Linked DNA regions of Homo sapiens: region 1 is linked to region 2. A link is an interaction called in ENCODE POLR2A ChIA-PET data of the cell type or tissue named here. Cell type or tissue: A673. All regions are shown on one strand. Links, peaks and the distances in the headings refer to the core of each region. The heading gives the core; the rest is flanking DNA. Region 1 holds the start of LINC02080 (long intergenic non-protein coding RNA 2080). Region 2 holds the start of TNRC6C (trinucleotide repeat containing adaptor 6C).

What was found. Peaks named below come from ENCODE experiments on the same cell type or tissue, not always from the same donor. Only the 100,000 strongest peaks of a DNase experiment are listed, where the experiment ranks them.
Region 1: POLR2A ChIA-PET joins it to region 2 with 13 read pairs; 2 of 35 experiments call an interaction of 5 or more read pairs at or near these places.

The regions. Positions count from the first base shown.
Region 1 is chr17:76,793,201-76,809,696 of GRCh38, forward strand. It overlaps LINC02080 (long intergenic non-protein coding RNA 2080), which reads left to right and starts at 5,844. Exons shown (of 3, transcript NR_110837.1): 1 at 5,844-6,344; 2 at 10,985-12,753; 3 at 13,088-13,902. It also overlaps a transcript of MFSD11 not described here. RefSeq lists an enhancer at 11,276-11,799. In A673, for the core only: no CTCF peak of the experiment used is centred there; no DNase peak of the experiment used is centred there.
Region 2 is chr17:77,956,606-77,973,101 of GRCh38, forward strand. TNRC6C (trinucleotide repeat containing adaptor 6C) reads left to right here and starts at 2,098. Exons shown (of 23, transcript NM_001142640.2): 1 at 2,098-2,663. RefSeq lists silencers at 1,713-1,762, 1,783-2,242 and enhancers at 1,915-2,474, 2,475-3,033. In A673, for the core only: no CTCF peak of the experiment used is centred there; a DNase peak (open chromatin) is centred at 7,026; H3K4me3 peaks cover 663 bases.

The DNA.
Region 1 (16,496 bases), core at 4,537-12,536, 1.2 Mb before region 2:
CCTCGTCCTAATAAGCCTGGGAGCACTATGGGAGACTGGGGCTTATTTCATCCCTACAGTTTCGACCATAGAAGATGGCCACACCCAAGGGGGCCATTTTAGAGGCCTACCCTCAGGGCCGCATTCTCTTTCAGGGCTGTTCCTTGCTGAGAAAAATAATTCAGCAATATTTCTCCCATTTGCTTTTGAAAAAAGAGAAATATGGCTCTGTTCCGCCCGGCTCACCAGCGGTCAGAGTTTAAGGTTATCTGTCTTGTTCCCTGAACATTGCTGTTATCCTGTTCTTTTTTCAAGGTGCCCAGATTTCATATTGTTCAAACACACATGCTCTACAATTTGTGCAGTTAACGCAATCATCACGGGGTCCTGAGGCGACATACATCCTCCTCAGTTTACGAGATGACAGGATTGAGATTAAAGTAAAGACAGGCATAGGAAATCACAAGGGTATTGATTGGGGAAGTGATAAGTGTCCATGAAATCTTCACAATTTATGTTCAGAGATTGCAGTAAAGACAGGCATAAGAAATTATAAAAGTGTTAATTTGGGGATCTAATAAATGTCCATGAAATCTTCACAATCCGTGTTCTTCTGCCATGGCTTCAGCCGGTCCCTCCATTCGGGGTCCCTGACTTCCCACAACAGAAGATGGAGGCAGGAGGGTCAGGGTCAGAGTCAAAGTGATGCATTGGGACAAAGATTCAGTCTGCTGTTGCTGGCATTGAAGACAGTGGAAGGGACCACAAGCCATAGAATCTAGGTGGCCACTAGGAGGTGGAAGAGGCAAAGGAACAGTTTCTCCCCTAGAGCCTCCAGGAACAATGCAGCAGCCTTGCTGACACCTTACTTTTAGCCCCAGGAGACCCGTCTTGCACTTCTGACCTCCAGAAGTGTAAGATAATAAAATTGTGTTGCCTTTAAGCCACTCAATGTGATAATTTGCTATAGCAGCAGTAGCAAGCTAATACAAGGAGAGATGGATTTTTAAAAATCTCATCTGGGCTGGGTGTGGTGGCTCACACCTGTAATCCCAGCACTTTGGGAGGCTGAGGTGGGTGGATTACCTGAGGTCAGGAGTTCGAGACCAGCCTGGCCAACATGGTGAAACCCCGTCTCTACTAAAAAATTAGCCGGGCGTGGTGGAGCGCACCTGTAATCCCAGCCACTCAGAAGACTGAGGCAGGAGAATTGCTTGAACCCAGGAGGTGGAGGTTGCAGTGAGCCTAGATCACGCCACTGCACTCCAGCCTGGGTGAAAGAGCGAGACTCCGTCTCAAAGAAAAAAAAAAAATTAGCCAGGCGTGGTGGCAGGCACCTGTAATCCCAGCTATTTAGGAGGCTGAGGCAGGAGAATCACTTGAACCTGGTAAGCAGAGGTTGCAGTGAGCCAAGATCATGCCATTGCACTTCAACCTTGGCGACAGAGCAAAACTCTGTCTCAAAAAAAAAAAAAAAAAAAATCTGAAGAAGATGTACTCTTTTTTTTTTTTTTTTTTTTTTTTTTGTTTTGAGATGGAGTGTCACTCTGTCACTCAGGCTGGAGTGCAGTGGTGTGATCTGGGCTCACTGCAACTTCCACCTCCCAGGTTCAAGCGATTCTCCTGCCTCAGTCTCCCAAGTAGCTGGGATTACAGGTGCCCGTCACCATGCCCAGCTAATTTTTTTTGTATTTTTAGTAGAGACGGGGTTTCACCATCCTGGCCAGGCTGGTCTCGAGCTCCTGACCTCGTGATCCACCTGCCTCGGCCTTCAAAAGTGATGGGATTACAGGCATGAGCCACCACACCCAGCCGAAAATGTACTCTTAACCACAGTCAGTCCTCCATAACCATTTTGTATTGTAGGTTCAAACAACCATGGATCGAAAATATGGGGAAAAAAATTGTATCTGTACTGAACATGTGCAGACTTTTTTTCTTATGAGTCCCTAAACAATGGTGTATAACAACTATTTACATAGCATTTACATTGTATTAGGTATTGTAAGTAATCTAGAATTGTAGTAATTACGGGCTCATGCCTGTAATCCCAGCACTTTGGGAGGCTGAGGCGGGCGGATCACCCAAGGTCAGGAGTTCGAGACCAGCCTGGCCAACATGGCGAAAACCTGTTTCTACCAAAAAAAAAAAAAAAAAAAATTAGCCAGACGTGGTGGCGTGAGCCTGTAATCCCAACTACTTGGGAGGCTGAGTCAGGAGAATTGCTTGAACCTGGGAGATGGAGGTTGCAGTGAGCTGAGATTGCACCACTGTACTCCAGCCTGGGTGACAGAACGAGACTCCATCTCCCAAAAAAAAAAAATTATAAAGTATGCAGGAAGATGTGTGTAGGTTATATGCAAATACTATGCTATTTTATATCAAGGACTTGAGCATCTGCAGGTTTTGGTATCTGAGGGATGACTGGGATGACTACACATCTTTCATGATGTTGACAATCAGTGGAAGATGAGGGATGTTGTAATTTTGATTAAATTTCTCCATTCAGAAAATGGTGGTGCTTTCTAATTTCCTACCAGATCAGCTCACTGCAAGCTCCACCTCCCGGGTTTACACCATTCTCCTGCTTCAGCCTCCTGAGTAGCTGGGACTACAGGTGCCCGCCACCACGCCCGGCTAATTTTTTTTTTTTTTTTGTATTTTTTTAGTAGAGACGGGGTTTCACCATGTTGGCCAGGATGGTCTCGATCTCCTGACCTCGTGATCCACCTGTCTCAGACTCCCAGAGTGCTGGGATTACAGGTGTGAGCCACCACGCCTGGCCGATCAGGCCCATACTTCTTTGCCTGACACTGAACAATTCCTAAAACCTCATCCTGCAAAACCATACCTGCTCCATGCAAAACCAAAACTTCAAGACTCTAAAACCATGCCAGTCTCCAAAACATACCCTTTTCTGTAGACACATTTATTTTATTCTTGTTTCATGAATACATTTTACTTCAACATCTCTGCCTTTGTTCATATTGTATTTCTTTGTGGAATGACCTCTCTTTCTCCTTCCTTCTATCCAAATCCTATTCATCTTCAGGACCTGGCATAAGTCCCACCTCCCTGTGAAGCCTTTTCGGACCACAGCAGCCTTTTCCTGACTTTAGTGAAGTTCCCACAGACTGAATCACACCTCATCTTGCATTGCTTCCTTTTCCCCCATGTGTTTTTCTTGTTCTCACAACTATATTAACTCTTGGGGGGAAGGACTGTCATTTACAGTCTACATCGTACAGTCTACAGTCTAATATCCTCGACATTGACTAGTCTGATGACTTCCAACACCAAATCTCTGGGGGTTTCTCTTCCACACCAGCCGACTCTGCAGCACCAGCTGGGTGTTCAACAATTCAGTTCAATCCTGACACTACCAGGAGTTAGCACCGACCCTCACAGGTTAAGTAAGGTCTCAGTCCCACAAGACTACCATTACCAGAAAGGGATCCTGATGCAGACTCCAAGAGAGGGTTCTTGGATTTCACACAAGAAAGAATTCCGAGGCTGGGCACGGTGGCTCATGCCTGTAATCCCAGCACTTTGGAGGCCGAAGTGGATCTGAGGTCAAGAGTTTGAGACCAGCCTGGCCAACATGGTGAAACCCCATCTCTACTAAAAATACCAAAAAAAAAAAAAAAAAAATTAGCTGGATATGGTGGCACGAGCCTGTAGCCCCAGCTACTTGGAAAGCTGAGGCTCGGTTGGGCACGGTGGCTCATGCCTGTAATTGCAGCACTTTGGGAGGCCGAGGCAGGCAGATCACGAGGTCAGGAGTTCGAGACCAGCCTGACCAACATGGTGGAAACTCATCTCTACTAAAAATACAAAAAATTAGCCAGCTGTGGTGGCAGGCGCCTGTAGTCCCAACTACTTGGGAGGCTGAGGCAGGAGAATTGCTGGAACCCAGGAGGTGGAAGTTGCAGTGAGCTGAGATCGCACCACTGTACTCCAGCATGGGCGACAGAGCGAGACTCTTCCTCAATTAAAAAAGAAAAAAGAAAAAAGAAAAGAAAGTAAAGAAACAAAAGAATGGCTACTCCATAGACAGAGTAGCCCTGAGGACTGTTGGTTTATTTTAAGGTTGTTTTTTGATCAGTTGCTAAGCAAGGGATGGATTTTTTAAGAGTTTTCTGGAAAAGGAGCGAGCAAGCCCCAGAACTGAGGGTTCCTCCCTTTTTAAGCAATATAGGGATATAGGGTAACTTCTGGGCATTGCCACGGCATTTGTAAACTGTCACGGCTCTAGTGGGAGTGTCTATTAGTATGCTAATATGTTATACTTAGCATATAATGAGGTTGAGGATGACTAAAGTTCCCTTTAGTCGCTGTGTTGGTTTTGGTGGGTTTGGGCTGGCTCTTTTTCTTTTACAGCATCCTGTTGTATTTATTATCAGGGTCTTTATGACCTGTATCTTGTGATACCAGTCCTGAGGACCTCCTGTCTCATCCTGTGACTAAGAATGCCTGACATCCTGGGAATGCGGGGCAGCAGGTCTCAGCCCCATTTTACCCAGCCCCTATTTAAGTTGGAGTTGCCCCAGTTCAAATGCCTCTGACACTACCCCCACTTACTTCAGATGCCAGTCCTAAATCCAGGCCGTCCATACTTCTTACTGACCAGCTGTAAAGGGAGGGGAGTTCCTATAATCCCCAGCTCATATTTGATAATTTGCTAGAATGGCTTGCAGAACTCAGGAAAACATTTTTTTTTTTGAAACAGGGTCTCACTTTGTTGCCCAGGCTGGAGTGCAGTGGTGCTATCATAGTTCACTGCAGCCTCAAACTCCTGGGCTCACGTGATCCTCCCACCTCAGCCTCCCGAGTAGCTGGAACCACAGGTGCGCACCACCACGCCCGGTTAATGTTTTAAATAAATTTATGTAGAGATGGGGTCTCACTATGTTGCTCAAGCTGGTCTTGAACTCCCACGCTCAAGCAATCCTCCCACCTCAGCCTCCCAAAGTGCTGGGATTACACGTCGGAGCCACCATGCCTGGCCCAGGAAAACAATTTACTTAAAATTGCCAGTTTATTGTAGAGGATACAACTCAAGAAGAGCCAAATGGAAGAGATGTGTAAGGTGAGCTTGGGGTGGGGATGCAAAGCCTCTATGCCCCGTCCAGGGATGCCACCCTCCCAGCACCCCATGTATTCACCAACCTCGAAGCTCATCACGTCTCCAGATTTGAGAGATTTTATGCAGCTTAATGGCAGCCTCCTCCCTGCCCTTTCAGGAGATCAGTGGGTGGGATGAAACGCCCAACCTTCTAATCACTTGGTCTTTCTGGTGACCAGTCATTTGTGAGACTATATGGGGACCCCACCCTTTGTCACCTCAGTACATGTGTTATCAGAGAGGCTCATAACAACCAAAGACACTCCTGTCTTTCAGGAAATTCCAAGGCTTGTAGGAGTTCTGTGCCACTGAGGACAAAGACCAAATATATTTCTTATTATATCACATCTAGTAAAGGTCTGAGCCTCAAGGTGACTCTCGGGAAGTGGTTAGCAACCAGTGAGCTGTTGCTCTATTATGATTTAGAAAATAAGGAAATGAGGCAGGGCATGGTGGCTCATGCCTGTAATCCCAACACTTTGGGAGGCTGAGGCAGGAGGATCACCTGAGGTCAGGAGTTCGAGACCAGCCTGACCAACGTGGCAAAGCCCCGTCTCTACGAAAAATACAAAATTAGCCAGGCATGGTGGCACATGCCTGTAATCCCAGCTACTCGGGAGGCTGAGGCGGGAGAATTGCTTGAACCCAGGAGGCGGAGGTTGCAGTGAGCCAAGATCGCACCAGTGTACTCCAGCCTAGGCAACAAGAGTGAAACTCCATCTCAAAAAAAAAAAAAAAAAAAGAAAATATGGAAATGCAATAGATTCAGAATCATAAGATGTAGACACAGAAGGAATCTTGGAGAACATTTAAAACTTAGGGAACTCTTGAGACAAAATCTCACTCTGTCACCCAGGCTGGAGTGCATTGTCACGATCTTGGCTCACTGTAACCCCTGCCTCCCAGTTCAAGCAACTCTCGTGCCTCAGCCTCCCAAGTAGCTGGGATTATAGGTGCCCACCACAATGCCTGGCTAATTTTTGTAGTTTTAGTAGAGATGGGCTTTCACCATGTTGGCCAGGCTGGTCTCGAACTCCTGACCTCAAGTGATCCACACACCTCAGCCTCCCAAAGTGCTGGGATTACAGGTGTGAGCCACCACGTCCTGCCTTATTATTATTTTTGAGACACAGTCTTGCTCTGTCACGCAGGCTGGAGCCATGTCAGCTCAATGCAACCTCTGCCCCCCTGGATTCAAGCAGTTCTCCTGCCTTGGCCTCCTGAGTAGCTGGGATTACAGGTATGTGTCACCACGCCCGGCTAATTTTTTGTATTTTTAGTAGAGACTGGGTTTCCTGACCTCAAGTGATCCACCCACCTCGGCCTCCCAAAGTGCTGCGATTACAGGCGTGAGCCACTGCGCTGGGCTCATGGTTCCTAATTATATCGCAGAACCACACCTCTGTGTCCCAAACATTATTGCAAAGCATTTCTCTTCTCCCACCTTGTTCCCACCCCCAACCTTGCCCAAAGCTTAAAGCTTACAAGTCACCTAAATATTCTATTAGGGGAAAAAAACTCCAGCATGTTTTATTATCTGATCAGATGCATCATCTCATACCCCCTTTCCCCATGATTTCTCCTGCATTTCTTCTTGCTATTCCAGCCACTCCTATAGCCTTTTCTTCTCTTTTTTTCTTTTTCTTTTTCCTTTTTTTTTTTTTTTTTTGAGACCGAGTCTCCCTCCGTTGCCCAGGCTGAAGAACTGTGGTGTGATCTTGGCTCACTACAACCTCTGCCTCCTGGGTTCAAGTGATTTTCCTGCCTCAGCCTCCAAAGTGGCTGGGATTACGGGCACCCGCCACCACTCCCAGCTAATTTTTGTATTTTTAGTAGAGACGGGTTTCACCATGTTGGCCAGGCTGGTCTCGAACTCCTGGTGTCAAGTGATCCACCTGCCTCGGCCTCCCAAAGTGATGGGATTACAAGTGTGAGCCACTGTGCCTGGCTTAGCCTTCGGTTTTGCTATTTTCTCTTTTTACTAAGTATCTGGCTAAAAGGGTTTTCTTGGAGCTAGTACTGAAGTGGTATCCTTAAGGGAGGTAAAAAGTCCAAAAGCTGGCTTAAGTGTCCAGTAAGGAATCACTTAATTTGGCACAGAGGGAAGCATTGCCTCTGTAATGGTCACCTATGAAATCCTTTCCAATTAAACAGCCTTCTCCTTTGTGCTGTAGTCTCTTTGTATTGGTGTGGCCATTTGTCTGTGGGTAATAGCCAACTCGCAATGGATTGTTGCTGCTATTAATCTTTTTTTCAAGAAAGAAAATGACACACATAATAACCTGTTTGAAAAAGCCCTTTAATGGTACATTATTATTTGTTGTCTGGCTACAGAACAGTGAGGGCAGTGCATAGCTGTCTATACACTTTTCTTGCTGCTACAGAACTGATTGACTGCAGTAAAATAACCTTAAGATGTGTTTCTATGTTTCAGTGTAGAGGGTATACTTAGAATTTCCTGTATTTATCCTTCTATTAATACCATACTCAGACTGGGTGCAGTGGCTCACACCTGTATTCCTAGCACTTTGGGAGGCCAAGGCAGGCAGATCACCTGAGGTCAGGAGTTCAAGACCAGCCTGGGCAACATGATGAAACCCCATTTGTACCAAAAATATAAAAATCAGCTGGGCGCAGCAGCACGTGCCTGTGATCCCAGCTACTTGGGAGGTGGAGGCAGGAGAATCGCTTGAACCTGAGAGGCAGAGGTTGCAGTGAGCCGAGATGGCACACTGCACTTCAGCCTGGGCAACAGAGGGAGACTCGGTCTGAAAAAAAAAAAAGGAATAAAAGAATGGCTACTCCAGCCGGGTGTGGTGCCTCACGTCTGTAATCCCAGCACTTCGGGCGGCTGAGGAGAGTGGATCACTTGAGGCCCGGAGTTCGTGACCAGCCTGGCCAACATGGCAAAACTCCGTCTCTACAAAAAACTTAAAAAATTAGCCAAGCTTGGTAGCATGCACCTGTAGTTCCAGCTTTGAGCCCAGGAGGCAGAGGTTGCAGCGATCTGAGATCATGGCCTGCACTCCTAGCCAGGGGCACAGAGCAAGGCTCTGTCTCAAAAAAAAAAAAAAAAAAAAAAGGAAAAGAAAAGAAAAAGGAAGAAAAAGAAATAATAGCTACTGCATAGGCAGAGCAGCATTTTTTTTTTTTTTTTTTTGAGACCAAGTCTCACTCTGTCACCCAGGCTGGAGTGCAATGGCATGATCTCAGCTCACTGCAACTTCCGCCTCCCAGGTTCAAGCAATTCTCCTACCTCAGGCTCCCGAGTAGCTGGGATTACAGTCATGCACCACCACGCCTGGCTAATTTTGCATTTTTCGTAGAGACAGGATTTCACCATGTTGACCAGGCTGGTCTCAAACTCCTGACCTCAGGGATCCACCTGCCTTGGCCTCCCAAAGTGCTGGGATTACAGGTCTGAACCACCGTGCCTGGCCCAGAGGTCACTTTAGTTACCATCTTGCTTTTGGTGGGTTTGGCTGGCTTCTTTACTGCATTCTGTTTTATCAGCAGGGTCTTTAAGACTTGTATCTTGTGATACCAGTCCTGCTGACCTCCTGTCTCATCCTGTGTCTAAGAATGCCTGACCTCCTGGGAATGCAGCCCATTAGGTCTTGGCCTCATTTTACCCACCCCCTATTCAAGATAGAGTCGCTCTGGTTTCAGATGCCTCTGAGGCAATTACTGGGCTGGGCACGGTGGCTCACACTTAGCACTTTGGGAGGCCAAGGTGAGCGGATCACTTTAGGTCAGGAGTTCAAGACCAGCCTCGCCAACTTGGTGAAAGCCCATCTCTACTAAAATACAAAAAAAATTAGCCAGGTGTGGTAGTGGGCACCTGTAATCCCAGCTTCTCGGAAGGCTAAAGCAGGAGAATCGCTTGAAGCCAGGAGGCAGAAGTTGCAGTGAGTCCCGATTGTGCCACTGCACTCCAGCCTGAGTGACAGAGCAGAACTCTGTCTCAAAAACAACAACAACAAAAACAATTACTGTCATAAAAATGATAATAACAAGTATTGATGAAGATTTGGAGAAACTGGAACCCTCACATATGGCTAACAAGAATGTAAAATGGTACATCTATTTTGGAAAACAATTTGGCAGTTTCTCAAAATATTACACATAAACCGACCATACAACTCAGCAACTCTAACTCTTAGAAATTTACTTTCACAAAGTCATGCACTTGAGTGTTCCGAGCAGCGTTATTTATAATAGTCAAAAACTAGAAACAGTTGACATGCCATCCACGTGTAAATGTATAAAATGTGGTTTATCCGTACAGTGGAGGGCTGGGCACATGGCTCACACTTGTAATCCCAGCACTTCGGGAGGCCGAGGCAGGCAAATCACTTAAGGTCAGGAGTTCAAGACCAGCCTAGCCAACATGGTGAAACCCTCTGTCTACTAAAAATACAAAAATTAGCTGGGCATGGTGGCATGCACCTGTAATCCCAGCTACCGCATGAGTACACTCAGACAATTGCAAAGGAGTTCCACTCCTCTCACCTTGGGGTCAGCACCTACCCCCATTACACCCATGATCAGCAGGAAGAAGTTAGAGCAGTCTTCACCCTTTTTCCATATTCATTAGCCAACACCTTAAGATTAAGGTGTTATAAAACCCAAAGCGAGGCCAGGAGATCGAGTCCATCCTGGCTAACACGGTGAAACCCCATCTCTACTAAAAATACAAAAAATTAGCCGGGCGTGGTGGCAGGCACCTGTAGTCCCAGCTACTCGAGAGGCTGAGGAAGGGGATGGTGTGAACCCGGGAGGCAGAGGTTGCAAGGAGGTGAGATCGTGCCACTGCACTCCAGCCTGGGTGACAGAGTGAGACTCCGTCTCAAAAAAACAAAAACAAAAACAAAACAAACAAAAAAAAACCCAAAGCAAGAGATTGAAAGTGCCATGGCAAAATTATAACTGAGACAGTGAAAGAGATCTGACCTAACCAACTCCATCTTGCTTTGCATCTCCAAGCTGTTCTTATTCATTCCTGGGCACAGACCGAACTAACTTTGGAAGGAACTTGGTTTATAGTTTAAAACAATGACGATAACAGCCCTTTACCAAAACAAAGTTCCTTCTTGCCTGGAGACTAGACTGCCTTTGTCGGACTAACAAATTAGCCACAAGATTAGAATTTATGGTTTAGGAGTCATGCAGCTGGAGGATACAAGATTCTGACCCTCCTTAAACTGCTCCTAAGATCAGTGTTTGAGATGTTTTGCAGACCCTGCACTCGATGGATCATCTGGCACCACCCAGATCGATAAAATGGCCCATCTGATCTTATGGCCCCTGACCTGGGAATTGACTCCAGCACAAAAGGACAGCTTCAGTTCTGCATGATTTCATCTCTGACCCAACAGTCAGCACTCTTGACTCAATGGCCTTCCCTCCCACCCCCACCAAATTATCCTGAATTAAAAACTGTGATCCCAGAATGCTCAGGGAGACTGATTTGAGTAATAATAAAACTTTGGTTTCCCACACAGCCGGCTCTGCCTGAATTACACTGTCTGTATTGCAAATTCCCCTGTCTTGATAAATTGGCTCTGTCTAGGCCGTGGGCAAGGTGAGCCCGTTGGTCAGTTACAACCATGCTCAGCTAATTTTTTGTATTTTTTGTAGAGATGGGGTTTTGCTGTGTAGCCCAGGCTGGTCTTGAACTCTGGGCTTAAGGGATCCCCCCATCTCAGCCTCCCAAAGTCCTGGGATTACAGATGTGAGCTACCATGCCCCGCCTAACTGAGTAGCTTTACTTATTTATTTAAAAAAATTAGTTTTATTTTTTATATCGTAAGCCTTACTTGCAAAATGAGTAGCTTTCAATAGATGATCTTTCTCTCTTTTTTTTTTTTTGAGATGCAGTCTTGCTCTGTCAACCAGGTTGGAGTGCAGCGGCGCAATCTTGGCTCACTGCAACCTCTGCCTCCCGGGTTCAAGTGATTCTCCTGCCTCAGCCTCCCAAGCAGCTGGTATTACAGGTGCCCGCCACCACGCCCAGCTAATTTTTGTATTTTTAGGAGAGACAGAGTTTCACCATCTCGGACAGACTGGTCTTGAACTCCTGACCTCGTGATCCACCTGCCTTGGCCTCCCAAAGTGCTGGGAAATGACAGGTATGAGCCACTGCGCCTGGCCAGTGATCTCTTCTTACTGCACTCTGTGACTTGCCTTGAATTCCTTCCTGCACAAGATCCAGGAACCCTCCCTTAGGGTCTGGGTAGGGACCCCTTTTTCTGGCAACAGAGACTTTAAATACTTTTATGACTGCCTCTGATAGATTGTTCTACACATCTGTCCTTTTTGTTAACATGATTATAGGAAATGTAATTTAGGGCACCAAGAGAAGATCTATTCACGGAACACAGGAGTGAATACACACTGCCTCTGTATTGATGGAACTCATGCTGGGCCATTAAGTATTTATCCATGTATGCAAATGAGCATTGTTTTCAAGATATTGAGCCTCTCCTACCTTTCCTTCTAACTGATCCAAATCAGAATAACCTGATTGGTGAGCTGAGCTTCACCTCTAACTTGACTTGTTGTTGTGCTGCTATTGGTAATGAGGTGATACTAAGGGACTTTTTATGTTGATAGTGTGAGCGTCTCACATGCATGGGATAGGTAGGGTATGTGGGCCCTGGGTTTTGACTAGGTGAGATGCGAGGAAATACTTTTTTCTCTTTTTTTTTTTTTTTTTTTGAGATAGAGTTTCGTTCTTGTTGCCCAGGCTGGAGTGCAATGGTGCGATCTCAGCTCACTGCAGCTTCCACTTCCTGGGTTTAAGCGATTCTCCTGCCTCAGCCTCCTGAGTAGCTGAGATTACAGGCACCTGCCACCACTCCCGGCTAATTTTTTGTATTTTTAGTAGAAACAGGGTTTCACCATTTTGGACAGGCTGGTCTCAAACTCCTGGCCTCTGGTGATCTGCCTGCCTTGGCCTCGCAAAGTGCTGGGATTACAGGCATGAGCCACTGTGCCTGGCCTTTTTTTTTTTTTTCACCATTTTTTGAGACGGGGTTTCACTCTGGCCCAGGGTGGAGTGCAGTGGGACTACAGGCATATGCCACCATGCCCGGCTAAATTTTGTATTTTTTAGTAGAGATGGGGTTTCACCATGTTAGCTAGGCTGATCTCGAACTTCTGACCTCATGCGACTCACCAGCCTCGGCCTCTCAAAGTGCTGGGATTACAGGCATGAGCCACCACGCCTTGCCAGATATGAGGAAATACTACCCACTTTGGCAGAGTGCTTTATCCTTGCTAAAATACCTTACCCCAAATGCAAGAAACAAATCTTATTCCTGTTTGTTTTTTGAGACGGAGTTTGCTCTTGTTGCCCAGACTGGAGTGCAACTGCGTGATCTCAGCTCACCGCAACCTCTGCCTCCTGGTTTCAAACCATTCTCCCACCTCAGCCTCCCGAGTAGCTGGGATTACAGGCATGCTCCAGCATGCCTGGCTAATTTTATATTTTTAGTAGAGACGGGGTTTCTCCATGTTGGTCAGGCTGGTCTCGAACTCCCGACATCAGGTGATCCGCCTGCCTTGGCCTCCCAAAGTGCTGAGATTACAGGTGTGAGCCACCACGCCCGGCCCTTATTCCTGTTATTATGTGCAGATATTGAGAGGTGACAGCGTGCTGGGAGCCCTCTCAGCCCTCGCTCGCTCTTGGAGCCTCCTTGGCCTCGCTGCCCACTCTGGCCACGCTTGAGGAGCCCTTCAGCCCACCGCTGCACTGTGGGAGCCCCTTTCTGGGCTGGCCAAGGCTGAAGCCAGCTCCCTCAGCTTGCGGGAGGTGTGGCGGGGGAGGTATGGAGGGGGATGCGCAGGCGGAACCGGGGCTGCGCGTGGTGCTTGCGGGCCAGGGCAAGTTCCGGGTGGGTGTGGGCACGGGCGGCCCCGCACTCGGAGCTGCCCGCCAGCCCCCCGGCCCCGCCGCCCCGCCGGCACGGGCAGTGAGAGGCTTAGCACCTGGGCCAGCAGCTGCTGTGCTCAATTTCTCGCCCGGCCTTAGCTGCCTCCCTGCGGGGCAGGGCTCCGGACCTGCAGCCTGCTATGTCTGAGCCTCCCCGCCCCCGCCGTGGGCTCCTGCCCTGCCCGAGCCTCCCCAATGAGCGCCGCCACCTGCTCCAGGGCACCCAGTCCCATCGACCACCCAAGGGCTGAGGAGTGCAGGCGCATGGCGCGGGACTGGCAGGCAGCTCCACTTGCGGCCCAGTGTGGGATCCACTGGGTGAAGCCAGCTGGGCTCCTGAGTCTGGTGGGGACTTGGAGAATCTTTATGTCTAGCTAATGGATTGTAAACACACCAATCAGCACTCTGTATCTAGCTCAAGGTTTGTAAACTCACCAATCAGCACCTTGTGTCTAGTTTAGGGTTGGTGAATGCACCAGTTGGCGCTCTGTATCTAGTTAATCTGGTGGGGACTTGGAGAATCTTTATGTCTAGCTAAGGGTTTGTGAATGCACCAATTGGCACTCTGTATCTAGCTCAAGGTTTGTAAATGCACCAATCAGCACTCTGTGTCTAGCTCAGGGTTTGTAAATACACCAATCGACACTCTGTATCTAGCTAATCTAGTGGGGACCTGGAGAACTTTTGTGTCTAGCTCAGGGATTGTAAACGCACCAATCAGCACTCTGTCAAAATGGACCAATCAGCTGTCTGTAAAACAGACCAATCGGCTCTCTGTAAAATGGACCAATCAGTAGGATGTGGGTGGGGCCAAATAAGAGAATAAAAGCAGGCTGCCCGATGCTGCAGTGGCAACCACCTCAAGTCTTTTGGAAGCTGTGTTCTTTTGCTGTTTGTGGTATTGCTGCTGTCTGCTCTTTGGGTCCATACTGCTTTTATGAGTTATAGTACCACAAAGGTTTGCAGCTTCACTCCTGAAGTCAGGGAGAGCTGGAACCCACAGGGGGGAACGAACAACTCTAGAAGTGCTGCCTTAAGAGCTGTAACTCTCACCGCAAAGGCCTGCAGCTTCACTACTGAGCTAGTGAGACCACGAACCCACCAGAATGAAAAAACTCTGAACACGTCTGAATATCAGAAGGAACAAACTCTGGACACGCTGCCTTTAAGAACTGTAACGCTCATCGCGGGGGTCTGTGGCTTCATTCTCGTAGTCAGTGAGATGAAGAACCCACTAATTCCGGACACAATATGATACGGAGGTGGTTAAATTACGTGGCCCAATCAAGGGTGGGTCAGCCGAACTGCAGTGAGGACTTGGGTCAGCTTGGTGAAGTTCACGTTTGGGCTTTATCCTCTCCCTGGAATTTTGTGTCTCCCAGGCAATTTCTGTTGCCTGTGCTTTTGAGTGAAAGGTAAGTCTCCTCCCACAGCCTTGCTCTGTAGAATAAGATGGCATTTGTAGAATCTGACTTTTCAGAGTCCTTTCAAGTATATCCTTACTTTGAGCCTCCCAGTTAGGAGATGGATTCGTATCCTCATGTGATGGCTCAGGAACGGAGCTCAGAGAGGTGGGGAACCTGCCTGAGAGAACAGGTGCGTGGCACAGTCAGCTCCAGAATGGGCTTCCTTGCCCTGCACTTGTGTTCAGTTGCCTCTCCACAGAGCCTTTTCCCAGGTGTTTACTAAATACAGTCGGACGAACTAGAATTTCAGAAGTTGAATTAAGCATACGACACTGTAAACTAAAAACCCTAAGCCCCTCACCAAACGAGAACACCCCCAGTTGACCAAGAGGACCCTAGATAAACATTTAAAATTGAGTTCCTGGCCACGCGTGATGGCTCACAACTGTAATCCCAGCACTTTGGGAGGTCGAGGCGGGCAGATCACTTGAGGTCATCAGTTTGAGACCAGCCTGGTCAACATGGTGAAACCCCATCTTTACTAAAAATACAACAATTAGCTGGGCATGGTGGCAGGTACCTATAATCCCAGCCACTCAGAAGGCTGAGGCAGGAGAATCGCTTGAACCTGGGAGGTGGAGGCTGTAGTGAGCCGAGATGCCACCACTGCATTCCAGCCTGGGCGACAGACCGAGAGTGTCTCAAATAAATAAAATGGAGTTCCTGGCTATGACGGGAAGGGAGGTTGGACACACTTTGTTATATCTCCTCTCTTTTGGAGCCACAACTTACCAACATTAACAATAAAATAGAGATCGGGAGGCTGACAAAACAGCCTCTTTGTGGCAATAAGACACCAAATTATAAACAAGATATAAAGCCATGGCAGGCAAGGGGATGCCTGAAGGCCATCCAGCACATTGTAATCTCATCATATTGTGCAGGTCATATTGTGGTTGACTGCTTAAAGTGGACATTCCTTTCTGCTAACTCCCAAGTTTTATTTATTTATTTATTATTTATTTTTATTGAGATGGAGTCTTGCCCTGTCACCCAGGCTGGAGTGCAGTAGTGTGATTTTAGTTCACTGCAACCTCCATCTCCCAGGTTCAAGTGATCCTTTCACCTTAGCCTCCTAAGTAGCTGGGACTACAGGTGTTTGCCACCACGCCCCAGTTAATTTTTGTATTTTGAGTAGAGACAAGCTTCCACCGTTTTGACCAGGCTGGTCTCGAACTCCTGACCTCAAGTGATCCGCTCTCCTCGGCCTCCCTTAAAGTGCTGGGATTACAGGTGTGAGCCACCGTGCCTGGCCTTTGCTAACTCCAAGTTTTTAGACAAAGTTATGTTCCTTTAACCAATTGCAGATTAAAGAATCTCTGAGTAGGCCAGGTGTGGTGGCTCATGCCTGTAATCCCAGCACTTTGGGAGGCAGAGGTAGGCAGATCACTTGAGGTCAGGAGTTTGAGACCAGCCTGGTCAACAGGGTGAAACCCCATCTCTACTAAAAATACAAAAATTAGCCAGGCGTGGTGGTGTGTGCCTATGGTCCCAGTTACTAGGGAGTCTGAGGCAGAAGAATCACTTGAACCCAGGAGATGGAGGTTGCAGTGAGTTGAGATCGTGTCACTGCACTCCAGCCTGGGCGACAGAGTGAGACTCTGTCTTAAAAAAAAAAAAAAAGAATCTTTGAAGCTGGACAAGGTGGCTCACACCTATAATCCCAGTACTTTAGGAGGCCAAGGTAGGAAAATCGCTTGAGCTGAAGAGTCGGAGACCAGCCAGGACAACATGGCAAGACCCCATTTCTGCAAAAAATTTAAAAATTAGCTGGGTGTGGTGACGTGCTCCTATAGTCTCAGCTACTTGGGAGGCTGAGACAGGAGGATTGCTTGAGCGTGGGAAATCAAGGCTGTAGTGAGCTATGATTGTGACACTGCACTCCAGGCTGGGTGACAGACTCTGCCTCAAAAAAAAAAAAAAAAACCAAAAAAAAAAACTCTGAATCTGCTTATGATTTGTAAGCCCCTACTTCAAGGTATCCCACCTT
Region 2 (16,496 bases), core at 3,487-11,486:
CAGCCCTATAGATGATCAACTTATACCTTAGTTATAAGGTGGTGGTGGCAGGGCTGATAACAGGATGACCAACCCGAAACATGAACGTACCCATTTTTACAGTTGTGCCTGGGGTTCCTACTCATACTTTATCAGTTCAAACAACCACTAATAAGTGACACTGCTCTGCAGTCTTAACATTCATGGCCACCATATGCCTCAATGTTTCTGGGTCAACTTTAGTTTCAAACATTATCTCTACTGTCACAGGTCCACATGCCAAACTATGAGTCCAGTTTGGGGTTCAGAACATATAGTCTCTATAGTTCTGCCTTTTCTCGGTGCTCAGAGTCTAATATCATTGGAGAAGAGGACGATTTTTGCCTGATTAAACTGAGGGAGGGGGATAAGAAAGGGAACCAAAGACAATGCTAAATAATGTATTTTGGTTCAATTTTCCAAAAAGTGAAGCTCTGCTTATCACAATGATTGGTCCACTCTGGTCCACCCAGATACCTGGATTCCTCATTTATGTAGCAGCAGTCTACTTCGTGGGCGCTGCCTATTTTGAAGATGTTATTTTGCACTCCCTTCTGGAGCATGTGATAATACCTCTACCTTTGAGAAATACAAAAGATGTAGGTTCTCTGCAGTCGAGAATTAAATGAACGTAAATAAAATGAATAGACAAGGCAGAAGCCTCCATGTCAGCTCCCTCTGCCTTCAGATCCTTCTAAGGGATGTGGGTTCTCGGGAGGGGAAATACACAACACGATACAACAGACATTTGACGACCCTTTAGAGGCTGGTTGTGAATCTGACTACCGGAGGGCTTAAAATATGGCAGTAAGAAGAAAGGAGCTCATGGGACCCTGAAGGGAAACGAGAGCGGGGAATTTGTCTCTTTCATCCACAGTCGTTTCAAAGCATGACACTTGCGGTAACAAAATTGCATTGCGAAAGTACTAGTGTGTTATTATCTCCTCTTCAAGACAGGGACACGTAGACAGGGAATGGCCTCTTCCAATACCAACTTCCAAGTAGCACTGCTGATCCTCCACTGAACGATGGGGGAAAAGCTAGCCTGCTTCTGCGACCTTGCATGAAAATGGAGAAAATTCTTGGTTTCAAAATCTTCTCCTGGCTTGAACCGAAAGTTAAAAAGGGACTTTTCGAATTGCACATTGCGCCTGACCTTACCTACCACTAATGAATAATGGATATCGAGGAGCCGTGGAATGGAGGATCACGGCGGCGTACGGAGCACCGGGGAGGAATCGTGGGGTGCGTAGGCGCCGGAGCGCCCGGGTTCGGCCCGGACCGAAGGCTTGCGCGGTGAAGGTGTGGTGTCTGTGCTCCGGGGAAAGGGCTGTCTCCCCGGGGGACTGTTTCGCAGCGAGGCTTGTTTTGCTCGCAGCTGGGCGCTCCCTGGGGAGCGACTGAGCGCAAGGGCGGGCCGGGAGGCGCGAGGCGAGCACGATGCTCCAGGGCCCCAAGGACTCGTGTGCGTGTGCGTGTGCAAAGTGGGGCGGTGCAGGGCGTGTGCACGGCACGGGCGAGACGCGCGCCGGTGCGGGCGCCGGGCGCCGCCGGGCGCAATTACAGCATAAAGCCCGGGCGCCGCGGGGCGCTGGCCCGGAGAACCCACCGGACGCGCAGAACCGGATCGGCACCCCTCCCGCCAGCACCCTAACGCGGAGCCACAGCGCCCAGGGACCGGAGGGCAGGCGGCGGCGGTAAAGGACACCACGCAAGTCTCCACGTAACCCCCCCGAGCAGTGCAAGCTCCCAGGACTGGCGCGCGTCCCGGCCACTCGGAGCGCGCACCGCTCGCACCCCGGCGCGCTCCCCGCGCGGTGCAGGGAACCACAGCGCGGGCGGGTATTAAGGGGAAAGGAGGAGGCGTGGCCTGGCCGAGGAGCCAATGGGCCGGGAGGGGCGCGCGGGGGAGGAGCTCAGGTGCAGAGTGCCGATTGGCCAGTTCGCCCTCCGGTATGCAGATACGGTGGGAGTCACGTGCTAGGGGCCGGGACGACTTCCTGTTGGAGGCCAACGCGGGGCGGGGAAGGGGGCGCGAGCGCCCCGTCTGGCTGAAGCGGGGGGAGGGGGGTTCTTGTCAGTTAGAGCAACAAGATGGCCGCGGTGGCAGCTCCGCACCTCAGCGCGACGGCCCCGGGAGCCGTAGCCGCCGCCGCCGGCCCCGCCGCCGCGCAGTCTTGAGCGCCGCCCGGGCCGCCCCCTGACAGGGCAGTCCCAGCGCCCGCCGCGCTCCCGCCGCCGTCACCGTCGCAGTAGCCGCGGGCCCGCCCGAGCCGGAGGCGGAGGGAGCGGAGCGGCCCCGCGCCCAGCCGTCCGCAGCTGCCACCGCCGCCGCCGCCGCCGCCTAGGACCCGGACCCCGCCGGAGCCGCATCCCGCCGGGCGTGAGGAGGAGGACGCGTCGCGGCGTTGCCGGGGCCGGACCTGGACCTGCCGGGACGCGCCGCCGCCCACTCGCCCGCGCCGCCGCCGCAGCCGCCGCCGCCGCCCGCGCCGGGACCTGAGTCCGTGGCGCCGGCGCTGAGCGGGCCCCCGCCGCCCGCGCACTCCCGAGGCCCTCGGGCGGTTGTTCGTGCCGCCGCCGCCGCCAGGCCCGCGCCACCGGAGCCCCGCGGAGCCGCCGCCGCCGCCGGGGACGGAGCCCAGGTGAGCGCGGCAGTCCGCCCGCTCCTCGCCGCAGCCGCAACTTTGCCGGGAGGTTCGCGGGCCCTTTGTTCGGCCGAGCCGAGCCGGGGCGGGCGCTGGCCCCTAGCGACCCGCGTGCGGCGCCAGGCCCCGGGCCGGCCGGGTTTGAGGGGAGCGGCGGGAAGCGGCCGGGGCCGGGGCGCGTGTGTGCTAGTGTGAGACGGGGCTGTGCAGACGCCCGGTGTGCATCACAATCAAACGGGAGTGGAATGGAGGGCTGAAGATGGATGTGCCCCCTCCCTTTTAAAACTCATGCAGCGGTGAAATTCGGTCCTTTCCGGGCAGCCCCCCGCAGATTTTGCACTGGTGATGGCAGGCGCGAACCCGCCGTGTTTTGGTGCAGGAGCCCGGTGCCGTTGTTTGGGGGAAGAGAAAAACCCGGGGCGTGCTGCGGGTGGGCGGAGAAGGACCCCTGGGCGCTCTGCGGCTCTGAAATCAGGTGGATTTTCTAACGGTGCTGCGGACTGCGGAGTAATGCGTATGAGGAAAACGAGCCGTACAACATCTGTCCTGTTATCAGATAACGTAACCCGAGCGCCTGGTTGCCGCCTCTGCTTTAAGCGGTGCCTCCTTTGCACCTTTACCTTGAGGACGAGATTTAATTAATTGATTCGTAGCTATGAAAATGTGCAGATGTGGATGTGGGGGTTCCCTGCCTGTTAACCTGGGGAAGAAATAACTGGCAAGCATGTTACACGGAGCTTTGGGGATCTTAGCAAAAATGAAGGCTTGCTGCTTGGATGTTGTGCCGGGAGGTAGGGGAGGAGGAGCCGCTAGATCGTGGCTGCACCTATTGCATTCGAAGGCATTTGACGGTATTGGTGATTCTGCACGTAATTAGTGGAGTTGTCTCAAACCTTTGCCTCCGCCAAATGAAACCTCCATTTGAGTGGTCCGCTCGGTTATTTCTAGGCGTGAACTGCGGATTCTAAACTCAAAATGGTGCTCTGTAGATGTCCAACTTCAGCGTCTTTAAGGAGTTGCAAGTTGGAGCCTTCTGACTGGGTTAATCCATTGTGTAGCCGAGGTTCGGTTTTTCTCGAGTGTCTGGTGTTCACGTTGACGTACTTCGGCCAGTACAAGGTAGCCAATTTATGGTGATCGCTGTGAGAGCCTCGTACGTCCCTGAATGTAATTTGAGCCTGCATAAGGCCTACTTTATGCAAGTGATTTCCTGCAGTTGGAATTGAATAACTATGCGAATGAGTTGAGACCCTGGAAACCTGGCTTGAGTGATTTCAGAGGACAGTGGTAGCTGGTTTGAAATGTGTAGGGGGTGTTGGCAATGATATTCATAGATTCCGGATTTCCTTCAGTACTGTATGAAAGAATAAATGATAAAACTTAGCCCCAGGCCAGATGAACTTGGTTAGTAGAGGGCACCTTGAAGAAATTTACATTGTTCCAGAACAGCAGAGGTGGCAATGGTCTTTGAGCATGTTTCACTGTAGCACCCCTAGGATGCTTTGTTGGGGGAAATAATGCAAAACAGGGTTTTTAAAATGACTAGTTCAGTTGTCGGAATTAATTTTGTGTGTATTAATAGAACAAAGTAATGATGTGAACAGTTGTAACTTTACCTATACTGAAAGTTTTTTTTCTACAGAAAGTTTTTAATATTTATTTTCATAAGAATAGACATTCTTGGAAGCTGTTTTTCATACAGATTTCTCATGACCTGACCATAGGCATAGTCAGGCCGTGAGAAATTGATAGCTCAGAAAACGGTAATAGTAAACACACACACACACTCGTTTTTATTATAAGGATCTGATTTTAAAAGCTTGTTTGTAACTCTTCTGTGCTTCTTGTCCAAAACAAAGACCTTGCTGACCTTACCTCGGTTTTACTTTTTTTTTTTTTTTTTGAGACAGTTTCGTTCTTGTTGCCCAGGCTGGAGTGCAATGGCACGATCTCGGGTCACTGCAACCTCCGCCTCCCGGGTTCAAGCGATTCTCTTGCCTCACCCTCCCGAGTAGCAGGGATTACAGGTGCCCGCCGCCACGCCCGGCTAATTTTTGTATTTTTAGTAGAGACGGGGTTTTGCCATGTTGGCCAGGCTGGTCTCGAACTCCTGACTTCAGGTGATCCGCCTGTCTCGGCCTCCCAAAGTGCTGGGATTACAGGCGTGAGCCACCACGCTCGGCCGGTTTTACTTTTAAGGTATGAAATTAAATACGGTTGATACTGAGACTGTCTGTCATAAGGTTTAATCTTAACAATTTCATTTCGGATTCTGCCATTTAAATATTCTGGTAGTAACCTGGAGTATATGTAAGTGTTGGTTTTAGATTTTCGTCCTTCGTGTTTATTGCGGGGGGCGAGGGTGGGTTTCGAGTAGCATATGTCTTAACACTAACATCATTTCGAAACAGGTTTACATTTATATTTAGTTGGCTTAGGAACTTTGGAGTAAATAGTTGCCTTTAGAATGCTGATTGTGAAGGTAGAGTGGAATGAACTGTTTCGTTTGACATTCGGTGATTAAAAAATAACTAAGTCATACAGAGGATATATGAAACTAAATACAGTATTTTTCATCACCGCTACCGCCACCTTTTTGTTAAACAGCTGGCTTTCCTGAGATACATTTGTGCTTTTCCAAATGCTGTCATCTGGCTTACTTCCAAAACCAAGCCAGAGGAGGGTCAGGGCTGGAGTAGGACAACCTTTCTCCTTAATGAAGGGAGTTTCCAGTTTGGAAAGAAATGGAAGACACAGTTCCTGCAGTGCTGGCTGGGAATGAGGTATTTACATTACCTCTCCAACCCCAATTGAAGGGGATGAGGTCTTGATTGTAACTTAGTCTTGCTTGGCCCAGGAAAGTGATGCTAACTTGACATTTTTTAAAAAAGACTACTGATGAAAGTTAATTGTTTGATTTGAGTATATAGAATATCTTTGGCATCGTAGAAGTTCACCAACAACCTTTTAAGATTGAAAAACCATTTAAAAGACTATTTGGGGGTCTTTTTGGCCTTCCCCAATAGGAATTGGAGCATTCGATTGCATGCTTATGCTTTGGATGACTGTTTATCTTTCAGTCAGGGTTTATTGTGCAAAGGTGATACTTAAGATTTTATAAGAAAGAAAATCGTTTGGCTGTGAACTCTAGGCTGTCCCGTATACCAAAGTAAAACACATGGGACAATTAAGATTTGGGGATAGAGCAAGCAAAGATTACCAAGAGCAACTGAAGCTGGTGGAGAAGGCACAAGAAATGGAGAGGAGGAGACAGGAACAGATTTATAGACGTCCTTGGAGCTGGCAGAAGGATAGGTTGAGGGAGCAGGAGGCGGAGTCCTGAACAGACTGAGCGTGAAAGGGTCTATATAAGCTGGGAAGAACCAGGTAACTTTATGTTTGTTTTGTTTTTGTTATCTTCCGTTGAACTTGTTTTGGCTTCTTTCTCATAATTTTAAGACATGGGTTTTTACCTTTTCTCCAGCTCTATCTCAGAGGGTCTTCAAATATTTTAGGTGAGAAGTAAGGAAATATTTTGAAGTGTTGGTGACACAGTCTTTGGTCTCTCTTGCATGACAACTGGTCCCAGTGAAGGTGACTGGATTTTAGTTACTTTAGATAGTTAACATCTTAATATTTTGTTTGAAGATGTCATAGATTTGAGTAGGGACAGCAAAATATCAGGTGAGAAGTGGCTCCTATTTTGTAGGGGGTAGATTGTACAGGTTTTCTTGCTTTTACTCAGTCTATGGCTATCCAAATTTATACAAATGAGTTTTTAAATAATTGTGTGGTCACGAGGAGAGCATTCTTTATAAAATGATATACAATAAGCTTTCTTTAAATAGACTTTAATGCAGTGGAGTCCATTTATAAATTTTCAGCTTATACATAACTTTTTAGGAATATAATTACTTAAAAATGTAAAGGTTACTTGTCAGAAATAACTATATAACCTTGTGCAGAAAGTGTATATCTGAAATTGAAACTGAGAAATGTATAATCTTAGCCAGTGAACTTGTTTGAATAACCCGATTAAAATAATGGTACAGTTTCCTATTGTACAGATCGTGCATTTGAAATGTTAATTTATTTAATGAAAAGTAAATTATGTAATTTTAAAAAATCTCCACCTGGGATATATATAACAAGGTTTTACATGTTTAAAACATGCTGAAAATCCATATCGTTTGTTCCATTTTTGGAGTTTTACTAAAAATGAATTCTTTTCTTAGCTTTAGATGTTTTCAGAGAATGAAGAAGCTATTGCAGGAATGGAGAGCTGTTTGTTAAGAATGCATTCCTCCTCTGTAGCCTTCAAAAGACTATAGAGCTGTGTGCAGAGCTAGACAATCTGGGCATCCAGCCATAAAACATCACTGCTGTAGCACAGATAGTTGTTCGCACTCTCCTGAGCCCTCTGTGGCTGCAAACCACAACAGAAGTAATGGTCTTGGGAAAGGAACACTCAATGTTATTTTGAACTCTTAATATTCTCTGTGTCTCTCTGAGTTCCAGCTATGCATTGGAACTTTGGTTTTCTAAAATATAGTAGTGATTAAGGATGAGCAATAATATAGCTTCTTAAGTATATTCCTCTTGTAAGCCAGTGGATTTAAATGTTTGCTCTAGGAAATAAGGGGTGTCTAGGAAATAAGAGTTGTCTGTCCCACCATCTTCCTCTTTATTTGCCTCTTTGTTGCAATACTTCTTTTCTGTTGGAGAACCACTGCCCTAAGACCCATATGATCACTGGGCCACACACAGTGCACATGGCCCAAAGAGTCATCTGGAATCTTCCAGATATTTTGTGGGATGGATTGGTCTAATTTGGCCCAGTTTCCACTTTCTCATGAACCTTTTTGGCATAACAAATTTTTAATTTTTTTGCACAAAAATGAAGAAGAGTGTGACTGGCATCTATTTGTATAAATCCAAATGGTTTACTCTGAAGACCCTCTCTGTTTTTCTTCTTCAGACCATTTTAGAAATTAATACTCTATTGTATCTTTATAACTTCCTTCTCTGAAGGATTGAACTACAAACCTATAGTATCACAGTGTCAAGTTGAATTATTCTCAGCAGTTGGATAACTCTTGTCTGTGGTTGAGTCCTTTACTAATGTGCAGACTGTCTTTTGACGTGGCTAATACCAGATGCAAGTTGGTGCCCAGGTGGTTATTGGGAATATGTGCTTTGTTTGATTCATTTTATGTGTGCCTTCTAGCTTATTAAGAATAAGATCTCTCACAGCTAAAATCAAGTGCTTGGTTTGAGCCTGGCAAAGATATTGTTTACTTTTTTATTCCCAAAGATCATTTCTTTTTAATTACTCTTTTAGGAAGCAGGGAAAATCTCAGTGAAAATAGCAACTGGGAATTAAACTAAGATCTGAAACTGGGAAATGGCAACGCGGGCACAGGTGTCACCTTTCCAACTGTTGTTGAGATGATGTGGACAACGGTTATTCAGAAATTACAGTGGGGAGGAGGGAGATGCACAAGTATTTTTTCTCATACTCCATATGAAATATGAAGTGCAGAGTGAGGGGCCCAGAGTGTAGGGAGGGAATTTAATAGGCTTTGTTCTTCAGGGGGCTATGGCTGATGTCTTAAACAAGGTCTTTTTTGGTAGGGAGGCACAGTAAGGGAAGAAGGTGATGGATTTGTGGGAACAAGTACATTTGAGTCACTGAGGACAATTGGGAATTGTGAAGTGGGAGTGGACGAGGTTAGAAAGCATCCTTAGGTAACCAGATCTCCATTTAAAACTAATCTGAGCATTTACAATGTGATTATGTGCCAAGGACATGAGTTTATCTTATTTAATCCTCACAACACTCCTGTGAAGTGGTTGCTTTTAACATTCCCATTTTACAGATGAGCAAAGGGAGTAATTTCCACAAGATCCTATAGCTTATAGGAGATGAAGCCAGAATTTAAACTCAATACACTTCAAAGCCCTCACATATGGAAAAAGCTTGGATTATTTTAATAGCTGCTTAATGAGTCTCTTCCTCTGTTCTGTGTCCTGCTATCCAGCTGCCAATATTAACTGACTGCCTTCTGAGCACTTTGTGTGTATGATCTCATTCATTTCTCCTCAGCAGCTTATAAGTTAGGAGCTGTGATTATATTCACTTTATACATGGAAGCTGAAACTGATGGAAGTTGAATAATTTGCCCCAAATCAGAGCCTTAATAAATGTGTCTAGGTCCTTGGAAGCCAGAGCTTGAGCTCTTTATCATTCCGCTGTGCTGCCTTCTGAAGCCTGAGCCTGATTACATCATTCCTTCCACAAAACCTTTATGTCTTCCCTGTGCAGCGGCCACAGGGGAAGGACATCAACTTCTTCCTGCCCTCCTGGAGCTGTCTTACTAGTATAGTGAGAGAAATGGGCACCAAACAAGTTGTTAAAAAAAGAGAGAAAGCAATACATGTGAAGAACGCCACATACACATATTAAAAAGTTGACAAAAACCTAAGGTAATAGATCATTATATAGCTGTATACTGGATCTCCTCTCTTAAGGACGCATGTCAAAATTTTGGATGCTCTGAGAACTCCAGCAGTGAAAGAAATATGTTTACCTTTATTGGCCCAGTATTTCCCAAACTTATGTGGCCATTGAACATTGTTTTCCCTTCATACCACTTTTTAGTTCAGTGGGACTGACTTTAACAAATTCAGAAAGGAAGAGTGCCTGGTCATCCCCAGAGAGGGCCTGTGGGCTGCAGTGGTTAGGCAAGACTTCACTTGAAATGAGTTCTGAAAGGCTGGCAAAGCTTGGTTGGATGAAAGGGATATTCTACAAGGAGACGAATGGGCAAGCCATGTTTGGAAATATTTTGTAAAGCGCGTAACATAATGGCTGAGACATAGTAGGGACGGGATATAGTTATTGACTGGATGAGTGCAGAGGCCTAGCTGTAAATGGAGGTTCTGTGTTGGCAATAAGGTTTAGAAGGGGCTCTATCAGGTGGAACCTCTAGTTGTTGGCTCCTTAGGAACCGTTGGTGGCTGTTGGTGGGCATGACATGAATCAGGTGTTGGATTAGAATCTTCCTTGAGCAGAGGTATGGTGTTAAAACTGGCTGTTGTAGCTGTCTGTGCAAGGTGATGCCTACATACTGGTAGGGTCAAACTGAAAAGCTGTTACAAAGAATCAGCAGGATAAAATAATACAAAATGATTGACGTGGGTTGTTGGAAAGAATGAGTTCTAAGAGGCATAGGGTACTTACTGCTCTTCCTAGAATCTGCCACAGAGGCTTTAAATTAATGAAGCTAATATTAAGATATTTGGTTAAATACACATAGTACATTCTTTTTAGATGCTGATGGGGAAAGATGACACACAAGATAGTAGTTTTAGGCGAGTTTATTGTATGAGGTTGTGTTCTGCAGTAGAGATTTGACTCACAGCATAAATCCAAGTATGTGATGAGCCATGTAATAATAGACGTCTGCTGTTAATTATGGTGGATACTCTCAATGAAATCAGATTTTCTTAGGGCCATACCCATAAAAAAATTCTTGACCTAGATCTTATATAACAGTCCCAGGTATATAGTAAATTTTATGCATATGGAATGTTGACAGGAAAGAAGAGAAAACAAAAATCTTTAATGTTTCAAGGAAGCATAAGATCAAATCATTACATAAATAGAATAGCAGCATTAGTAATTGTGTTGAAGTTACTAGAATTTTTAAATTTTAGGTAAACTTAAGAGATTCCTTAAACTTAAGGAATAATAGATTCTTTTTTACTCCTGTAGAGTGGGGAAACTTTAAAACAGATAAAAATATTTTTTATTTTATCAGTCAGGTGATGAATGAGGATCTTAGCCACTGTTGGACTTTTGTGTATATGTAGTGTGGCATTTAATTGAGCATTGTTATTTATTCTTTTCTATCAACTTTAGACTTTAAATTTCAGCACATTTCCTTGCAGATTAATGCTTTGCAAAAAAAACTTCATTATCATGATAATTTCTTAAGATTTGAGTTACTTATTAGCAGGGATAATAACATGTTCATCTTTGTAATCCCTACATCGTCTATAGTATTTTGAAGATATTTAGATAACAATCATCTGTTTCTTCAGAGATATTGCTTCCACAAGTCATGCGGGGGGGGAGAGAAGATTGATAATTGAACATGTTTCTTCGGTTTTTAATCTTTTAGAATAACGATCAACTGTGTTTTCAACTAGTAAGCCTGGTACGTGGGGCTGTATCTGCAGATTTGAGGGGAATTGGGAAGCTGACAGGTGAGGAACAGTCATCATAGGGGCTCCCTGCACTACTGTTTTCTGTAGGGTACCTGAAGGAGTGGCTAGTTCCTTTTCCTGAGGCCTCTGGGCACTGCCAATAAGTGCCACTGACCCAATCATGAAAAAACAATGTGTGACGCTTCTCATGCACAACAAAATTGTAGGTATGATAGATCAATTACAAGGTAATTCCTGGCTTGTCTTTCACAGATTTGATGATGGTCTTTAGATACTAGCCCATTGGAAAAATGAGTGTTATGACTAATGAGATTATTCTGGCCAAGCCAGAATGTCTGGTTAGCATTATTCTGGATAGACTTATATCCCGCCCTCCTTTAGGGAAAACTCTCTGGAAATAAGAGGATTTTTAAAAAGAGATTGTCAGTATTCTTTTTCTTGAAATCAATTTATGTTTACTCATAATTTCAGTACTCCTTTAAAGGTTACTTTATAAAAATTTGAGATGTAGTTATTATTCTTATTATTCTTATTCTTATTCTTATTTTGAGACAGAGCCTCGCTCTGTTGCCCAGGCTGGAGTGCTGTGGCATGGTCTCAGCTACTGCAACCTCTGCCTCTCAGGTTCAAGCGATTCTCCTCCCTCAGCCTCCTGAGTAGGCGGGATTACAGGTGCCTGCCACCACGCCCAGCTAATTTTTTGTATTTTTAGCAGAGATGGGGTTTCACCATGTTGGCCAGGCTGGTCTCAAACTCCTGACCTCGTGATTCGCCCACCTCGGCCTCCCAAAGCACTGGGATTACAGGCGTCAGCCACCGCGCCTGGCTGAGATGTAGTGGGTTGTTGTTGTTGTTTGAGACGTAGTCTTGTTCTGTCGCCCAGACTAGAGTGCGGTAGCGTGATGTCAGCTCACTGCAACCTCCGCCTCCCGGGTTCAAGCGACTCTTCTGCCTCAGCCTCCCAAGTAACTGGGACTACAGGCGCCCGCCACCACACCCAGCTAATTTTTGTATTTTTAGTAGAGACAGGGTTTCACCATGTTGGCCAGGATGGTCTCTTATCTCCTGACCTCAGGTGATCCGCCCACCTCGGCCTCCCAAAGTGCTGGGATTACAGGCGTGAGCCACCGTGCCCGGCCCGAGATGTAGTTATTTAAATAGCTTATGCACATGCCTATTTAGCCTTGGATGGCAGAATTTTGATTGGGTAGATCTTAAGTCTTCAGAAAATGGTTTGTTCTCTTTAACTTGTGATTTTCCAACTAAATCTTAAATTAGTGAACGTGAGTTTAAAAATTCAGCCTTTAGGAACACTCACAAAAGTTCTCATTAGTTTCTCTTACTTTTTATTTGTCTTTCCCACAACCTTTCCCCCCTGTTTTCCCACTTGCCCTCCTGAAACTGCACTTGAGAGTTGGGAGTAGAGAGAGACCTGGTTTGAGGCAACAGGGTGAACACAGCGTTCTTTCATTCTGTGTACTGTTGTGACGCTAAGCCTGTTAGCGTTGAGATACCAGCCCACAGCTGGTGAAAGGATTCCAGACTTCATACTGGCAGTTTATTGAGTGCCTACCATGTGCCAAGTACAGAGCACTTAATATGTTATTTCATTTATTCTCCTTAATAAGAGGAGAACACTGAGGCACTCTGAAGAAGCCAGGTCACCTAATTCCATTGGCTGTGCTCCTCACCGCTCTATTGCACTACCTCATTCAGACTGACTGAGGTAGTATAATTTCCATTATCTTTAATAAATTTTTTTTTTTTGAGGCAGAGTCTCGCTGTCACCAGGCTGGAGTGCAGTGGCGCAATCTCGGCTCACTGCAACCTCTGCAACCTGGGTTCAAGCGAGTCTCCTGCCTCAGCCTCCCAAGTATCTGGGATTACAGGTGCCCGCCACCATGCCCAGCTAATTTTTGTATTTTTAGTAGAGACGGGGTTTCACCATGTTGGCCAGGGTGGTCTCGAATTCCTGATCTCAGGTGATCCACCTGCCTCAGCCTCCCAAGGTGCTGGGATTACAGGCGTGAGTCACCACGCCCGGCAATTTCCATTATCTTTAAAAATCTGAGAGATCTTTGGGACCTCAAATTTGATCTGTGGCATCTGACCTATTAAGAGAAAACTAACGTTTATGTGTTTATAAGAATCGTTATTTATACTTGAAAAGCCTGATGTTCTTTTCTCTCTGATTTCTAACTCTGGCATCTAGAATGCAGTGTAGGCAGCAGTGTGCCTGGGAGACAAGCAGAGATCTCACGGATTCCTTTATTTTTCCTGCCATAGCAGCAAATTTTCCTTGGAGCACTATTTGAAAATTAACATTACTGAAAAAATTAAGCCCACTTAAAGGGACTCTAGTTTTTATCTAAATTATAAAAGGTGAGAAGACAGTTCTGAAAAAAATGTATCACCTTGAAACTAGAATGCTTTAGTTAATGGGGTAAGCTAGAAGTAAGCTGCCTTTGATAACTCATGTAAGAGCAGCATATGAATGGATGATAACTGTCTTTCTTCCATTTAATTCAGCTACTTCCTATTCAATCTCAAATCTCAGTTGGAAAGCAATTTCCCTCACTTGACCCATTTTTCTTCTGCATTATATCTTTCTTCTGGTTCTTCAACACAAAAAGTTTGAAAAGACTTGTAAGCAGATTCAGACACCTGGTTTGGGCTAAGCGTATTTCATTATTTGGCTTTCCAGTTGGAAGGATAACAGTTTTACTTCTTTACATTTTGTTTTGTTTCTTGGTTCTTTTTGAGACAGGTTCTCACTCTGTTGCCCAGGCTGGAGTGCAGTGGTACAGTCACAGCTCATCGCAGCCTCAGCCTCTCAGGCTCAAGCAGTCCTCCCACTTCAGCTTCCAAAGTAGCTGGGACCACAGGCATGCACTATCATGCCTGGCTAATTTTTAAAATTGTTTTTGTAAAGACAGGGTCTTCCTATGTTGCTGGGATTGCAAGTGTGAGCAACCTCACCTGGCTGCTGCTTTACTTTGATATCACAACTTTCAGGAGAGATATATGTTAAATGACTGAGACTGGTATAGAGTCATATGGGTATAGACCAAGCTTGCCCAACCTGCAGCCCGGGATAGCTTTGAATGCGGCCCAAAACAAATTAATAAACTTTCTTAAAATACTATGAGATTTGTGTGTGTGTGTGTGTATGTGTGTGTTTAAGCTCATCAGTTATTAATGTTAGTGTATTTTATGTGTGGCCCAAGACAATTCTTCTTCTTCCAAGGTGGCCCAGGGAAGTCAAAAGATTGGACACCCCTGGTATAGATAAAAGCAGGTAATTGGCCTAGCCTGGGCGACACAGCAAGACCCTTGTCTTTTAAAACATGAAAAAATTAGCTGAGCATGGTGGCACATACCTGTAGTCCTAGCTACTCAGGAGGCTGAGGTGGGAGGATCACTTGAGCTGTGGAGTTCAAGGTTACAGTGAGCTACGATCCTGCCACTACACTTTGGCATGGGTGATAGACCTTGTCTCAGAAAAAAAAAGAAAGAAAAGAAAAAAGTAGGTGGGGGGTATAAAATTCTTGTTTTAGTAACACGGGCAATGTAAAGATGTTATAATTTTAGTAAAGATATATGAAATAAGCCTCACATATCCATATTGTAAAATGTCTATCTGAGACCCAAGTCTCTGGAATTTGTTATCTAAATTAATCTATTAGTGGTATCATTAACACATGCATTAGTTACAGGTGTCTTGTAATAACATTTATTTCACACCTTGGGTGATAAAGTGCTTGAATTGGTTTCTGTCTTTGCCAGATCAAATTCTAAATTTCCTAAAATAGCTAACATGAAACCAGTCTCCTTTATGAACCCTTCTCTGACTTCTCTCATGATAAACTTTCTCTTCTCTATTCATTCCTTTGGTCATCTCATTCAGTCCTGTGACATTAAATACCACATACGCACTGAAGACACCAACCTAGACTGCTCCCCAGACTCAATATTTCCATATCCAGTTGCCTGTTCCACATCTTGATGGCTTTTTAATGGGCATTTCCACTGAACAGATCCAGAACTGCACCCCTGTTCTTGCCCCAAAATAACCTCAGGAGGTTATTTTGTCTTCACTGATGAATTCTGTCAAACATAGAACTAATATCGAGCCTTCACAAACATTTCCAGAGATTAAAATCTGCTCTGCTTGCATTCCTTCCCACTCACTGAAAAGCACTGCCATCCTTCCAGTTGCTCCACTCAAAAACTTTGGAGTCCCCATTGACTTCTCTCTTTCACTCCATGTATGTCCATCAGAAATTAAGTAAGAGATTTCTGAATAACCCATAGGTTAAAGAAGAGCTCACAAGGGAAAATTAGAAGATATTTTTAAGTGAGTTAAAAAAAAAAAAAAAGAACATGTCAAAATTGACATGATGCAACTAAACTGTACTAGGAGAGAAATGTATAGCTTTAAATGTATTAAATATGTATTAGAAAAGGAGAAAGATCACAGATCAGTCACTTAAGCTTCTACCTTCTGAATCTAGAGAGAACAAACTAAACCGATGGCAAACAAACAAAAAAAAAGTAGAGATTGGAGTGGAAACCAAAGAAATAGAAACATAAAAACAATAGAGAAGATCAGTAAAATCAGAAGCTGGATAATTGCAAAGATCAACAAAATTGACAAACCCATAGCTAGACTGACCAAGAGAAAACTAGAGGAGACACAGGTTACTAAAATCAAGAATGAAAGAGAGGGCCAGGCGCGGTGGCACACTCCTGAAATCCCATCACTTTGGGAGGCCGAGGTGGGAGGATCACCTGAAGTCAGGAGTTCAAGACCAGCCTGGCCAACATGGTGAAACCCCATCTCTACAAAAATACAAAAATTAGCTGGGCATGATGGCAGGTACCTGTAATCCCAGCTACTCTGGAGGCTGAGGCAGGAGAATCACTTGAACTTGGGAGGCAGAGGTTGCAGTGAGCCCAGATGGCGCCACTGCACTCCAGCCTGGAAGACAGAGCAAGACTCTGTCTTAAAAAAAAAAAAAAAGAATGAAAGAGGGGACATGACTGCTGATTTTATAGCGATTGAGGTAGGTACCATAAACAACTTTATACCAACAAAAGATGATTTAGATGAAAGTACAAATTCCTAGGAATAGACAAATTAACAAAAATTGATGCAGGAAAAATGGAAAATTTGAATGGACATATAGCAAGAAATTGGATTAGTAATTTAAAATCTTCTCACAAAGAAAATCCAGGTTATTTTGTCTTCACTGGTGAATTCTGTCAAACACATAGAACTAATACCAAGCCTTCACAAACATTTCCAGAAATTAAAAGAGGAAGGTACATTTACCAGCTGATCCAGTGAGGGCAATGTTACCACGATGCCAGAGCCAATAACATCATAAATAATAATATCATAAATTATTTATTTTTTGAGACAGAGTCTCGCAACTCTCTCTCAGGCTGGAGTGCAATGGCACGATCTCGGCTCACCACAACCTCCGCCTCCCAGGTTCAAGCGATTCTCCTGCCTCAGCCTCCTGCGTAGCTGGGATTACAGGCGCCTGCCATCACATCCAGCTAAATTTTTGTATTTTTAGTAAAGACGGGGTT